Regions from separate parts of the Mus musculus genome. Here region 1 is linked to region 2. Evidence: chromatin loops called from intact Hi-C (ENCODE). Cell type or tissue: left cerebral cortex. All regions are shown on one strand.

What was found. Hi-C counts contacts between places; a loop is a spot of excess contacts. Peaks named below come from ENCODE experiments on the same cell type or tissue, not always from the same donor. Only the 100,000 strongest peaks of a DNase experiment are listed, where the experiment ranks them.
Region 1: a loop joins it to region 2, with 2.1 times the contacts of the local background. A loop is called at or near these places in 7 of 42 quality-filtered maps.

What each region holds. Positions count from the first base shown.
Region 1 is chr2:178,336,717-178,341,716 of GRCm38, forward strand. Phactr3 (phosphatase and actin regulator 3) reads left to right here. Exons shown (of 13, transcript NM_028806.2): 13 at 1-1,776. Among named protein-coding and RNA genes, the nearest start is that of Sycp2, 68 kb to the right of the region's middle. In left cerebral cortex, CTCF peaks have their summits at 1,350 and 2,568; DNase peaks (open chromatin) are centred at 1,357 and 2,563.
Region 2 is chr2:178,115,343-178,120,342 of GRCm38, forward strand. It overlaps a transcript of Phactr3 not described here. Among named protein-coding and RNA genes, the nearest start is that of Phactr3, 24 kb to the right of the region's middle. In left cerebral cortex, CTCF peaks have their summits at 2,782 (motif pointing left) and 4,369 (motif pointing left); DNase peaks (open chromatin) are centred at 699, 2,787 and 3,984; H3K4me3 peaks cover 1,325 bases; H3K27ac peaks cover 575 bases.

The sequences.
Region 1 (5,000 bases), 220 kb after region 2:
AGCCAGGCACACTCTCGGCACTCAGTTTGTTAGCTAGAGAGCACTGAGACCAAGCAAGTGTACTGAACAAATTGACTCAGCTACCACATCCCATTGCTCTCCCAGCTCTCTAAGACTTCTTAGGACATTTGTGGCAGTTCTCTGGCTAAAGAGGCTGATGATCAGTTCTGATACTAGCAAACATTCCACTAATTGAATTCATTTTCAAAAAAGAAATTACAGCAGAACGATTCTAGCTTTACCTGTTCTATGATGTGTGTGAATTAAACTTTTTGTGGGTGGAAGCCAGTGACTGAATTTCACAAGCATGTAGAATATTTGAATATGGTAGTGTCTATTGATTCCTTAGTTGTGGCCAGTTAATATCAAAGCATGTCTTTCCCTATTTCAAGATACATATCAACAGCTCCTATTTTATATTTTGCTTAGTTTAAAACATGAGTGGTCCAAAGTTTTACACACACACACACACACACACACACACACACACACACACACACACACCAAAATTTCAGTCTCTAAGAAATACCCACATAACTATTACAGGAAAAGGGGAACCTGCTGCTCTTCTAGAAATAGCACTAACCCACAGGGGATTAACTCTGCTTAGAGCGGAGCCAAGTGGAGACTTTCTCTGCTCCAGCCAAGTCCCATAGATAGTGGCTGAAAAAAACTTAAGGTAAATTATAGGATATCCAAGGAAGGATTTCAGTTTGGTTAAGGTCAGAGCTGCAATATAACTAAAAGTGTTAGAAATTTTCATTTTAATCAAGGAATTGGCAATAGTACCCAATTTCTACCATTTTAGTTTTATTAATCATAACTTTCTATGTTTCATATTCCTATGAGTGTCATAAGGGGAATTAGGAGATTTGATAGATAAATCTGATAAACTCCTTAACTTTGCAGTGACTAAGTGTGTAACCCATCTTAAGCAGCTTCCAAAGTAGATTCACACCATATAGAGCAGTCCACTTATATGGCCATGGTGCTATGCATATGCAGTCACCTATGACAATCTGAGCTTGAAAACAAAATTTATTTTCAAGTCTAGAGGCTTAAGAAAAGTATTTCTGTTGCCTTAGAGGTCTTTATTCCTAGTGGCACTGAGAAGGTTATGTGTCAACTTTACAAATCATTTGCTTACATTTTCACAAAATGTGCTAGAGCAAAATTACTTAATGCAAGTCTTAAAAAGATTACAAACCTTACTTAAACATCTGTAACTTTAAGGTAAGTATTAAAAATTTAAAGAAATCTAAAGTTTAGTTTTCTGACCTGAAGAATTTTTGGATCCTTGAATTTGGGAAAACAAAGGCCTCCTAGGATCAAGAGGTCCATCTTGTGGAAATCTATGGTAACTACAGGTTTAAGCTTTCCATCACATAGTAGCAAGTCAGATTCTAGCTGTAGTCAGAAGCAAATTCAAGTCCATTAAAATATGGGCACCAGGGTGGTGTACTTATGTAAACCCAGCTCCTTGGATGAAGATCAGGGTTTTAAGCCAGCCTTAGCTACATAAGACTCAGCATAAAACCAAACCAAACCGAGCAAAACCCCAGATTTGTCCTGAATCTTTTCAGTACCCATTTAGCAAGTTATTTTTCAATGGAGCAACTGAAAATATGCAAATAAAACCATATATACCAGTGTCTTCAAACAGACAATACCTGTAAGATATCCCTAACTCCATCTTGGTGCACTGAAGTACACTGCTTAAGCAATGGGAAGCTAGCAGTCATGGTTCTGTGAGAATAACAGTTTTATATTCAGAGCAAAAAAAAAAAAACAAAACTTATTAAAAGTCTTTAAACTAAAAGTATAAACTGGGAAATAAAGTATCTTATATCAGGAAGTAAATCTGAAAGTGGTATCTATTTTATTTCTATAGATGCCTAAATGATATTATATGTACATTATATATACACATGTCTTTTAAATGAAGCATGAAGTTTTTATACAGAAAGGAAATACATTCTAGTGCATGCTGAGGACTCACTACCCCATTCCCTCCATCTCCTCCCGGGAATGCAGTGTGCATGGAATGTGCTCTAAGGAAATACCACCTTACTTTTATTCTTACATTTCATGTTAGACTTACTTATTGACATTAATTTCTTAGGTTATTTTTCTCAGAATTCTTTTATATTCCTATTCCACAAGTGTGCATTCATAACACTTGGGAAAACAAAGGCCTCCTAGGATCAAGAGGTCCATCTTGTGGAAATCTATGGTAACTATGTACAGTACTGTTGGTGATAAAATGGCTAAAGAAATCTATTCTAGCCCTTAGAATTTCATACTAGTACTGAGAATTAGCAAGGTTATTTGGAAAAATTGGCATGAAATTAAAAGCTGTAGGAAAACCTTAGTCTACATGAATTCAAAGGCTAAGGTGGCCTAATATTAACTTGGTGTGGTATTAGAATTTGGCAGTGTGTATATTGGTATAGTGATATGCAGTCAGTCTAGTGTTTAGGTTTCTACCCAATTTTACTAATTTTTTTCTATTTCATCTCCTTTCCATGTATACTTGGGGTACAGGCACCTTCCTCCAGCGCCATCTGGTTGAGAACGTGTAGAATTACAGCAGAACTGTAGCAGACTGCAATCCAGGTAAGAAATATAAGTCATTATCTACAATGACCATTCATTTTCAATAGGTCTGAAATAGATAAATTTTAGCAGAATTTATTCCACTTGCTTCTACTACTGAAAAAATGTGATATGGCTTACTATTTCTATGCAAGAGTAAGAAACTTAAAGGAAATGATTTTGTCCTTTTGAGATGGGGATCATACTACATTGCTCAGGATCAGAGCATATTTCTATTTCTTCTTTCAGTTCTAGAACCACACTTGGTACAGACCCATACAGACCCTGTGCATGTTGCCTCAGTCTCTGTGAGTTAACAGGTACTTTGGTCCTGTTGTGTTTAAAAGGTCATTTCCCTGGTATCCTCCAGTTTCCCCTGGCTCTAACACTCTTTCTGCCTCTTCTTCCACAGGATTCCCTGAGGCCTGAGAGGAGGTATTTGATGGAGAAATCCCACTTTAGGGCTATGTGTCCCAGGTCTGTCTCTCTCTACCTAAGGTCTGATTGTGGGTCTCTATAATTGTTTCCATTTGCTACAGGAGAAAGCTTCTCTGATGGTGGCTGAGCAAGCACTGATCTATGAGTAGAGCAGAATGTCAACAGGAGCCGTTGTATTGCTATGTTGCTTTAGTAGAACACTAGCATTTGGTTTCATCCTAAGCCCCTGGGCTATCTAGGCATAGGAGCTTGGTCATGCAAGCAGTGATGGGTATGAGTTTCATCTTGTGAAGTGGGCCTTAAGTTAAATCAGGTATTGGTTGGTTACTCACAGAAGCTTTGTGCCACCATTGCCCTAGCATATCTTGCAGGCAAAGACATCAGTGTAAATCGAAGGGTTTGTACCTCAGTTGGCGTTTGTTTCCCCTAGTACGCAGAGTACTTTCCAGCAACAAGAACTCTAGCCCATAAGGGTAAATGTTCTGGTTAGACACCAGTTCAGCGTGTTCAATGAGTTGTATAGCTGTAGTCTTCAGCAATAAGGCCTTGGCAATGGTTTGTAGAAACACAGCCTATATAGCCTTGGCAACATCCTGGGTTGTTTGGGGGTTCCCATGGACCCATTTGGTCAACAACTCCACTAAATAAAAGCCATTCTTGGTACTGGAAGTGTCCTTTGGTAACAAGAGATGTCAAGCTGGGGCTTTCCCCACCTACTGTTTGGAGATTTCATTTCGATTACCTTAATATATGTATATATTTTAGGAAGCTTCTACTGTATTAGGTTTCCACACTACCACTCAAATGCCCCATAATTCTAGCTGTCTTTCCCTGTATTCCCTCCCTTGTACCCCTCTTCCCTTCCCCACTTGATTAACCTGTACCAGAATCCCCTCCTGTCCATATAAATCTATTATATTTTTCTTAAGTATAAAAATCTATCTTTCCCTCTAGTCCCTCACTCATTTCCTAACTTCTATGGTTATGCAGATTATAGCTTATTATTGATTTAACAGCAACCACATAGAAGTAAATGCATACCATATTTGTCTTTGCTTGGGTTACTTCACTCAGTATGATTCTTTTCTAGTTCCTGCTATTTACTTCTGATTTTATGATGTCATTTTTTTTAACAACTGAGCAATATTCCATTGTGTAAATGTACCACATTTTCTTTATCCATTCTTCAGTTAAGGGACATCTAGGTTGTTTCCAATTTCTGGCTATTATAATAGAGGAGCAATGAACATGGGTGAACAAGAATTTCTGTGCCAGCCCATGCCCACTTCTCCCTCAGGGTAGCCAGACCCATTGCTCACTGGGATGGACTTGAGGGAGAAACGGTTAGCTGGGCACTGGTTGTGCAGACAGGGTCTTGGTTGGTTAGAGGTGAGTGCGCATGCAAAGAATGCACATGCAAGAACAACTTTGGGTAACTGGTTCAGTTTAATGGTGGGGAGGGGTGCGGAAAGAGGTGTTTATGTTCCTGGGAGGTAGTCAGAGTCTCTGAGACAAGGTTTGTGTGGCCATGTAGAAGTGGCCAGGACAGGGGTGTTGTAAGATGCCTCAGGGGCTGTAGGGTTTGAGGATGGTGGTGGTGGGAGGGATTTGGGAGGGGGGAACCTCATAAGGTCAAACAAAGAGTGAAACCTGATAACTGTCAGGGTTATAAATTCTTACTAGGGTTCATGGTGGGGCAGATGACTTCATGTTACCAGGTTGGGAGAGGCTAGGGAGCCAATTCCTGCCATCCTCATTTGAGGTGTCCGGGATTGACACTCTCCTTGACCCTTCCTCCATAATTCTGGGCCATTACGGCCCCACATCGCAGTAGTAGGATAAAGTGTCCTTTAGGTATACACCCAAGAAGGGCACACCTGAATCTTGAGTTAGATCAATTCTAATCTTCCCAAGGAATTACCACACTGATGTCCATAGTGGCTATACAAGTGCAGTCCTAGAAGCAA
Region 2 (5,000 bases):
ATCTTGACCCCTGTTTCAGCACCCTGGAGCACGTCCTAATCACCTTCCAGATAGCAGCAGGGCCATTACATATGAAGCTCACCTTGATTGGCCACGCTTCTGTCAGATGTGCTTAATCAATCACAGCACATTGTTACTGACACTCGAGACAGCCCAGTGGCCCTGCTGACCTCAGAGGCCACTGCCAACAAGTGGAGAAAGAGAACTGTGGGTGGCCACACTATGACATACACACGATAGACACTGATGCAGATGTTTCCATGTACCAAGCCTGATTTGCCACAACATAGATCAACAACCACTCCAGTGTCCACCCTAAACCTCCAAGTGGACTGTTGGTCCTTATCCCAGCTGGTGCCCGTGATACAGAAAGAAGCTGAAGAAACTCCCAGCACAGACTGAGGTAATGGACTTGGGAGGGTATGTGTGTACACAGGTACTTATACAGGAATTGACATCTTGCCATACCCTGCTTCATCATCTGTTGGGGTTCTCGTAGCACCAGACTTACAGCCCCACAGCTGTAGATGTCCGTGACCTAGATTCATCTATCCCAATGCTTTGGCCACTGCTGCTCTACCCACTGGCTCCAGGCATCTGTCCACTCTATACCAGGAGTGTTTGTAGGCTTGGCTGCCAGCCTGCTCCAGCCTGAGTGTCTTTGCATCACTGTATGCTCTCATGGTGAGGGGTATGCACAGAAGACTGGGCTCCAGGGCTTCTGCTGGGCCTTAGGAATGGCCAGGCCTCACCAGTATCTCTTCTCCTTAGAACCATTTAGAGTGGATGGGACTCCTGGTTGGGTATGCCTTTGCCTTGTCCCAGCTGCAGCGCTAGGAAGAACTCTAAATTTCACTTCTCATTTCTCATGTTGAAAGGGACTATTAATAATCCCTGCCTCTGACTGTGAAGAACATTGGTGGATAAAGTTAGTGCAGAGCCTGTCTGTCCTGCGGGAGAAGTCAACAAATGAGTTATTCTGATTTCCTCTTCCCAACTCTTTCCTCAGAGATCCTGATTAGGCTCAAAGGGTCCAGGGACCCTGCCCTTGGACTATGGCTACTAGGAGGCTGGTGTCTGTTGCCCCTTCTTCACTAACAACAAGGATACAGAAGCTGTGTAGACCTGTCCTAAGAGCCTCTCTTTGCAGGTTACCATTATATCTGCATTCAAAGAGGTGGAGGGTGATGAAAACACTGGCCTCTTGGAGGAAACAGAGAGCAAGGGTGAGAGTCTGATGACCTCTTTCTCCTCAAGGCTGAGAGAGAGAAAGAAATGGCAGGGAGGGTGACTGAAAATTCCAGCCTTCCAAAAGTCTACATTCAGGCATAGTTGGAGCCACACACTCAGCTCACAGAGATGGCTGTCAGCTCCCTCAGAATACTTCCTTCTCAGGCTCCTCTCAATCCCAGAGTTCTCATTCTGAGGCATGGAGAAGCTTCAAGAAGTCTGGATGGAGTCACTCCCACCCTGGTGCATAAAAAGGGTGTAGTGGTTTGAATGAGAATGCCTGTCAGCTCGCATGTTTGATTGTTTGCTCCTCAGTTCAGGGACAGTTTAGGAAGGACTAGGAGGTGTGGCCTTGTTGGAGGAGGCTTGTTACTGGGATGAGCTTAGAGATTTAAAAAGTTCAGCCACTCCAGTTAGCTCCTCTGTCTTACTCCTAAGTTGTGAGTCAGGCTGTAAGCTCTCAGCTACTGACCCAGCATCATGCCTGCCTTCCTGATGCTATGCAATGCACCATGATGGCCACATGCTCTAAGCCCCTGGAACTGTAAGCCCCAATAACCTTTTTCCTCTTTAAGTAGCCATAATCATACTGTATTTTGTCACAGTAACTGAAAAGTAATGGAGGCAAGTTTCCTTTCTCTCAATCTAGCAATGCTGTGGATGTGTGTGCCTCTGTGAACCACCCCATCTGTGAATGTAGCTGGGTGGTTACTTCAGATTGATTACCTTACACTGAATGCCCACCCAGAGGCGTGAAGAGTGGACTTAGGTCTGCCAGAATGGTTATATGATCAATGGGAAGAAGCAAGAAACAAAGTCTGTGAGGAAGGATTCATTTTAGCTCCTGGTTGTCGTCCATCATGTCAGATAAGGTGTGGCAGCAGGAGTGTGAGGTTGCTTGCTAACATCCCCTCAGACCCAAAGCAAATGGGAGAGGAAGAAGACAGTGACATAAGCTGGCCTGCACCATGGATCCGCTCCTGCCTGCTAGGATCTACCCCTTCAAAGTTTCACGGGGTCCCAAAACAATCATATCAGCTGGGGTCCATGTGTTCAAACACATGAGCTCATGGGGACATATCCATATCCAAACCTTAGTAGCTGGAGAGTGGACTGCCCAAGGAACTGAGGAACCACCGCTACAAGCAAACAGAGGGGTAAGCACAGCAAACGGCCATTGAGTGGCCAGAGCTATAGCCTTAAGGCTGTTCTTTAAAACCTGGATGTGTTGGCAAGGGACAACACTGTGCACAGGGACCAAGAGGCTTGGGAGAGGGAAATCCAAACACCTCTGGTGAGTAGAGAGCTAGTCCTGATTACAATTGCCTAGACATCAGTCAGGTTTGGAATCCTGGCTGTCCCCACTGCTGGCCTCCTAGGGAAAGTGACTTCACTGCCCCGAACTTCAGCGTCTCCTCAACAGAGCTGAGGGGAGAGGTCTCAGAAAGAAACAGGGAGAGGGAACGGAATACTCAGTTGCATTTCCACAGCCTCACAGCAGACACAAGTCTGCTCTCCATCCACTTGAAGTCCGATTCGTGCAGCGCCATCTAGTGCCAGCTAAGAACTGTTATGTAGTTAAAAAGTTCTGCTAGTGAAGGCTGCGGCATCCCAGCAGATTGGGCCCAGGCTTCCTTAGAAGGTGCAGGTGGACGGGACACCTGGCTCAGTGCTTCTGCTACCTACACACAGGAGCCTACCTGCTCCTGCCTCGCTGGAGATGAGTAGACTCCAGGGCCACAGAGGCGCACTCGAATGCTCCCCGAGACAGGAGGACAGTGCTATTGATTTTGGATCTGGAGACCCTTGTGTGTTACCTAAGTGATTCACAAATGAGAGTTTCCTGGGTCTCTCTGAGTGCCCAGGGCCCTTCTCAGGCAAGACTGAGTTTTGAGTCCTGAACTCAGCAGAGATTGCTGGGGATCTCTGCGTACTTCCACCCCAGGGACTGTGGTAAAGGGAAGGCTTGGAACTGTGATGCTAAGAGGGATTCGAGCAGGCTAGCCGTCTATTTTGGAACTGGCCATTGGAGGCAAGGGTTTGCCCATACAGTACTTGAGAGAAAAATAACAGCTTCATTTCATTAACAGCGTGTATGGGATTTTCTAGAGTGCAGTGATGGCCCCTGCATCTTACAGCGGTCATACAGCTAGCTGGTGAGCAGTCGAAGGGTCTCCACCACCAGGATGCACCATCACCAGATCTCGATTCTGCTTGGTGTCTCCTTTCACCTTTCTAAATCCTATTTAGGCACAAGAACTCCCAGACTCAGAGAGGTCAAGCTACTAGTCCAGGGTCCCACAGAGATCTAACCCCGCAGCCTCCTTACTACGTAATTAACCCCCGGTGTTCATCTCCTGACCAGACTGGCCGCTGGGGATTCCAAGGTTGTCCCAGACTCTCAGAGTCAAGGGTCCCACCATCGCTCGAGGCAATGTCCAGGAGGTCAAGGTCACTGCTGAGCCCCTCTGCGCCTCCGCCCTGAGAAGGGGCCGAGCCTTTCAAGGCGGCGCCGCCCCCGCTCCAGTCCCGCCCCGCCCCGCCAGCACCTCCCGGGGCCCCGGCTCTGCACCGTGCTCTGAGGGGCGGACGCAGCCCGGAGTCTCACGGGTCTGGCCTTCAGGGAGATGCGTGGCCAAGGCAGGGGGCACGCCCGCTGGCCCGCGCCTCTGCGCTCACTGCTGCGTGCCTTTGGGCCCCAAGACACCACCACCGGAGGCTTGGAGCAAGGTAAGTGCGAAGGGGATCTAAGGTCCCCGGCGCACGCCGGGCTGGGCGACCTGTCCAGAACCTTACTGGTACTGCCCTTGACTGCCGTGCACAGCTCGGATGCCTGCCGGCTGCTCCCCAGCCACAGCGCCGGCGCGTCCTGCTTCCTTCTGCAGTAGAGTCTTAGGGATCTGTCCCTAAACAAGGGCTATGGGTACTGTGGGCAGGAGAATTGGTGTTAGGGTCCTGTGATCTCATCTCGGATTTGAAATCTCCCCTCCGATGGCATAAGTGCCCCAGTGTACCTGGCAGACACGTGACCTCTCCATGCCTCGGTTTCCATCTCTGCAAAATGGGGGCGATTCATCTCTGAGCCGTGATAACAGGGGTACAGTGCTAACTATCCGGTAAGAGCTCCATGAGTGCTGGCCTTTCTTCAAAACTGGCTCACCGAGCCCTCGCCCCCTGCAGGGCAGGCACCTGGTCCTGGAATCCTGGAGCGAGTTCAGCTGCGGTTGAAAGGCTGGACTGAGTGGGGTGGAGGTGGGGGAGGGGGCAACTTGAGGAAACCAGAATGGTCAGAGGCCCATCAGTCCAGGGAAGGGGCTCAAGTCCCTGATAACAAGACCAGGGTTAAGCCTTTCCTCAGTGGCTTTGACTCAGGGTGGGGTGTGCTGTCAGAGAGGGAGACTCAGGCCAGGACTTCCTAGTTGGTTTTCCCCAGCATTCCCCCGGGGCCTCACTCCTGGGCAGCTGCCCCACTCACCTAGAACCTGACCGTTCAAGCATCGCCTCAGGTGGTCTGGGATCAGACGAGTTCAGAAACTGGTTTAGAACAGGAAGGACAGTTCTGCCCTCACCTGGTGTGAGGAATTCAGCGTCGACAACATGGAAGACAGGTGTGTTGCTCGGTCCTCCCACAGCGTGCTCAGCCCAGCATCCCCTCCTCTCCCTCATCCTGAAAGACAGCTGGTTCCGGATGTTCCAGGTTGGGAAACCTTGGGATTCACAGAGTCACAAGCCATGCTGGGAAGACAAGACATGCACTCTGTGCTGGATGG